Linked DNA regions of Mus musculus: region 1 is linked to region 2. The links are chromatin loops, found by intact Hi-C in ENCODE. Cell type or tissue: heart. All regions are shown on one strand.

Region 1 (2,500 bases), 65 kb after region 2:
CACTCCACAGGTCTGCTAGTCACATGCTGGCCACGGGATTTTACTTCATCTCAGAGGCTCCTCTTTGAGTGCCACAGTGTGTCTGTCCCTTGTCACCTGCAGATGCTCAGTCCACTCCTGCCTGATGCACTCTTCCACTTTTCCCTGCCCCCTTCAAACACATCCTCTGCCCTCTGCCCTGAATCCTCTTCATCGTCCCTTCAGCTGCTGCCTCAGCACTAGGGGATCACGATCTTCATTTCTAACCCACTTTAGGCCAGCATCCTCGGGCCCACGCTCTCCTCCCACATCTCAGTCTTCAGAGTAGAGAGACACTGCGCCATGATACCCTTCCTTCTGCAACCAAGACCATCCATTTTTTTTTTCTCAGAAATTCCAGATTCACACAAAGCATCCATGGACTGACTCCTTAGAGGGGCATCAAATGTCATGCCTCTTTTTTTCTTCTCCAGCCTTAGGGATGGTAAAACTTTATCTAAGTGATTTGTTGTTGTTGTTGTTGTTGTTGTTGTTGTTGTTTTTAAATCTGCTATACCTTGAGCATCTCCATCTCCCTACTGCCAAACCTACCAAACCTGCCTTTGCCTGCATATTTCCTCCTCTGGGCCCCTTACCAGTAACCGGAAGCCAGGAATGCATTCCCCAAGCAACAGGCATTCAGTGCACTTGATACCACAAATACTTGAGCCCTCAACTACGATTCATGTCCACTGCTGTACCCCTGACTCGGTGGCCCCTGTATACTCCCTTCCCAAACAGCTCCAAGATTCATTTCCCAAATTACACTCAGATGAGCCTGCAGGATATAAATCACAGAAGCCTGTGGCTCATAACTCTCCCTGGTATATAGCCCTGTTCTGGCCAATCTACGGGCTTCATCACATACCAGACATCTGGGCTGCAGGTCCCAGCTCCAGCTGTGCAGCCTTTACTCTCCTCCTCCAGCTCAGGGCCCATCTGCCGGGCAGCTCTTCTCTTGACTGCTTCCCACACCATGGCTGCTCATGCTACACCACTCAGATCTCCTTCCAGATTGACCTTCATTCACAGCCCCCTGTATGAAGTCTCTGTGTGTTTTGATGTGTTTTGCTTATTCCCTTCGGGTAGCTGCTCTCTACACCACTAGAGGGCAGTAGAGAGCAGGTACCACCCAAGCCAAGAATCCCACAACCTACAAAGGTTCACAGTCCTGACTCCCAACCCAATCATACCCCCACCCCCACCCTCAGCCTTCCTAACCAGGAACCATGGTATCCAATGTCTACACAGCCAACCATCATGTTACCTATCCTTCTAGCCTCCACCTCCCTGTGTGTCGTCATGCACAGGTCCAGCTTTGTCTCCACTGCTGAGGACTGCCACAGAGACATAGCCTCTGCTACACCTTCACCATGGAAGGCCTTCTGGCTTTCCTGCACACCCGTCTAGGAACACAGAGACTGTCCTTAGCATAGGCCTGTGACTCCTTTCCCCTTGGCTGGTTAAGCTCCTGGCTATGACTTTCAGAGGTGCCTTTTTTGCCCAGTAGGTTTTCCTGGGGCTTCTGCCAGGTGAACTCTCTCCCCTGCTTCCTCCAGACTTGAGCCTGACATCCTATGAAACACTAACAGGGTCTTCCAAGCTGGGCTCTGGTCTGACCTCCTTCTGAATCTCCTTGTAGTTCTGCTGAGAACACAGGAGCAAACCTTACCCTCTCCTGGAGCTATAGCCCCATGAGAACCAATTCTGCAGAACACACTTGAATGCTGGGCCACTAGAGTTTAGTGCCAGCTCTGGGTCCAAGGCCACGTGTGCCCAGGTTGCATATGGATAGCATACCTCTTCCTCATACATGGCTCTGCTTTATTGGAACCGTGAAATTTCCTATACAAGCTGATAATGTAGCTTCTTTATGAGTCTACCCCTGTCTATGCCTCAGCATCAGAACAAAGATAAGACCCTGCCCACAGTCCTCTCCAGCCTGCCTTCTAGAAAGTAAGCCAGACAGCAGGCGTGAAGGCGGGGTAGTAGCAGATACACTGGCCAGGGCCATTCTGGGTGCCAGTATTGCCTTTGCCACAGCTATAGATTCCCTGCCCCTTAGAGTTCTTCTCCAGACTTGAAAAAAGGCTTTCCTCCATTGCACGGACTGTGTTATACGCAGGGTGGCAGTTGTGCTGGTTGGCACACTATTCCTCACACAACCTGCCTGCTACTCAACATGCTTTTCTTTGTTTTAGGACACAAAATGTTTTGTGTGAAAAACAAAAAAAAAAAAAAACCCTCCAAGAGCAATGTATCAATTTGAGATAGAAGGCCTGTCTTCTGATTTTCTAGCTCTTTCTCATTTAAACCTTCAGGAAATTCCTCTGTCCACATAGGTTTATTTCAAATTAAAAGTAGGATTCCATGGATTGCCTATTAATAATCTAAATAGTATAATACCACCCAGTTTAAATAGCTTTGCCCTTTGGACTTCTGACCTAGCCAAGAACCAGCTCACCCCTCCATGGATAGCAGA
Region 2 (2,500 bases):
ATGACAGACTACTTGGAGTTTCCACCCTCCTCTCCTGACAGAGGCGATCCACTTTGAATCCTTCCCTCAGAGGTCCTCTGCTGCTGCCACACATCCCACCCTCCACCACAGAGAGCAACACATTCCCTATCAACAGTGAGTCCAACTCTCCTGGTCACCAGGAACTCCAATAAATGGAATCCAAGTATCAGAGCAGTGCACACTGCAGCCATGTTCAAAGGACGCACCGAGACCTCTGAGAACTAAGCTCTAGCCTATGAATCAAGAGATTTAAGCACAAACAGGACATTTCCACTCCCTTCACAGTCACCCATCACCTCTGAAATTCTGGCTCCAACTTAACGCCCAGGAAAAGGGCAAACCCAGTCTCCTGGCACTACCTCACTGTGCAGTACCGGGCCTGAAATTCTGAGTGTGAAGACAGATGACTGGGCATCGCTACCTTAATTACTGGACACTCTCAGGGGTCGAAAGCAGCTGAAGCAATTACCGGTGTGGGCCAGCTGGTCCCTCCCTTCACCAATCTCAGAAAACTTGAGGGGCTGTTTATTTTAATGAGAACTCACAAACCACCCTTTTCATCAGATTAAATCAGTTACACACGCGTACACACAACGTGAGCCTTCCAAGTGGCAAGAGGAAAAAAGAATCAAAGGATGTGTACTGGATGGGGGTGTATCTTTGCTAACAGGATTCCTGCCAAATAATTCATAAATAACACTAAAGAGTTTAAACAGACGGGGATCTTGCCTGGTCAAGGGGGGGAAAAAAAAGGAAAGCCCCAAAAGAGCTGCTTTTGGGACAGTCTTCTCACTGCTCTGGCCCAACCTTTAGGATGGAAGCCAAACAGCTACTTATCAGCCCTTTGACATCAGGGGAGGGCTGTGTGCGTCAGCAGGCCAGGAGGGACCCTGCAGATGGCGTTGGGGGGTGGGGAGGGCACGTGCTTCTTATCTTATCAGCTGATGATGTCTGCCACTTCAACAATTGCTGAGAGCGCCCTGTGGGAAGGAAGGTGTGTGCGTGCAGGGATGTGGGCCAAAGCTATGCGCCCAGCAGCTTAGTAAATCCAGCTGTCTGTCCAGTATGGCACATTCATTATGGTGAGAGTCCCAGCCCCTCTATGCTGGTCTTAAGAGAGCGTTTGCTTAAGGAGTGACCTGGGCTGTGTATAGCAGCTGCTGCCTCATCAGTGCTTGCAGGAATTTCATTTAGGAGAGTTCAAAGGAAGCTACGTGTGACGTATGTTAGCTTCACCGAAGAGGCTCTTCCGGGATGGAAACACAAACTGCTTTTAAAACTCTGCTGTTGTGGATACCTCTAATGACAAGGGAAGGGGCGGGGTCATATTGGGTCAGATGGGGTTCAAACAGTCATATCATTCAAGCCAGCAGTACGGAAGTCTAAGAAAGTTTCCTGAAAGGGGGGTCTAAACAAAAAACTATGTGAACAAAACATTTTTTAAAATTTCCTTGTTTTAAAAGTGACTTTTAATGGATCTGTTTTGGGAGAAAGTAGGGCGTGGGAAGGTCTCAGAGCTAAGCAAGTACTCTGCCACTGAGCCATGTCCCACCCCCCCTCCCCTTTTTTTCCTTCCACTCTTTATTTTGAGATAAGGTCTTGCCAAGCTTCCAGGGATAGCCCTGAACTTCTCTGGAAACCAGGCAGGCCTTGAACTTGTGATCCTCCTGCCTTAGCCCCGAAGTTGCTAGGCTTACAGGGCTTCTGCCACCAGGCCAACTCTACAGCACACTTGAAATATTTAAAGAAGTGGCTCGTTCGTTCGTTAAACCAGAATGGATGCAGCAAACACAGGGGCATTGAGGTAAACTCGGATCACTTATCTCACACTGTGCTCTACATACAGATAATAAAAAAGGCAGTTCCGCTTTTATACCACCATTCACAACCATCTCTGCGTGTCCTACCCCACACCCTCATGGGTCTCTGGCCATTCTGATATCTCACTGAGCCTATTATAGGTTATTCCTTCAAATGTACTTGTTAAGACAAATACTGATAACTCTGCGCCCTGATACATTGTATCCTTACTCTGCCCTTCGCCCCTTCTTTCAGCACTATTGAGTCTCTGGTCTCTATAATTCACCTTCCACCTTTTCCCTTGTGTCTCTATGATCTGAATCAACTTTACCTGCCTAGGTTTCAAAGCCTCTGTGATGTTGCAGAGGCCTTGACGTAAGTACAACCCAGCCATTTAGTCCTCCTCACTAACACTTCAAAAAACTAGTCTGAGAGAAGCATGGCCCTGCCAGCTCCTCCACTCCCCAGGGACCACTCCCTACCCTGATCCCTGTCCCACTGCTCCTGAGCCTTCAGACACATCATTATCCCCTGACACATGACCTTCTGTTTCCTGAGAACGGCGCTCCGGTTTTTCCACTTCAACATTTCTCTGATTTCTCTGAACCTCTACCCACTTTTCGTCTCTCTCCTAACTCGGCTCATTCCCTCGGAGTTTGACCCCTTCCTCTGCCTTGCT

The links. Hi-C counts contacts between places; a loop is a spot of excess contacts. Peaks named below come from ENCODE experiments on the same cell type or tissue, not always from the same donor. Only the 100,000 strongest peaks of a DNase experiment are listed, where the experiment ranks them.
Region 1: a loop joins it to region 2, with 3 times the contacts of the local background. A loop is called at or near these places in 6 of 42 quality-filtered maps.

What each region holds. Positions count from the first base shown.
Region 1 is chr17:8,806,189-8,808,688 of GRCm38, reverse strand. The region is part of intron 1 of Pde10a (phosphodiesterase 10A); the gene reads right to left. Among named protein-coding and RNA genes, the nearest start is that of Pde10a, 5.7 kb to the right of the region's middle. In heart, a CTCF peak has its summit at 1,115 (motif pointing right); no DNase peak of the experiment used is centred here; H3K27me3 peaks cover 1,722 bases.
Region 2 is chr17:8,870,891-8,873,390 of GRCm38, reverse strand. The region is part of intron 1 of Pde10a (phosphodiesterase 10A); the gene reads right to left. Among named protein-coding and RNA genes, the nearest start is that of Gm34321, 51 kb to the right of the region's middle. In heart, no CTCF peak of the experiment used is centred here; DNase peaks (open chromatin) are centred at 1,070 and 1,270; H3K4me3 peaks cover 584 bases; H3K27ac peaks cover 619 bases; H3K27me3 peaks cover 19 bases.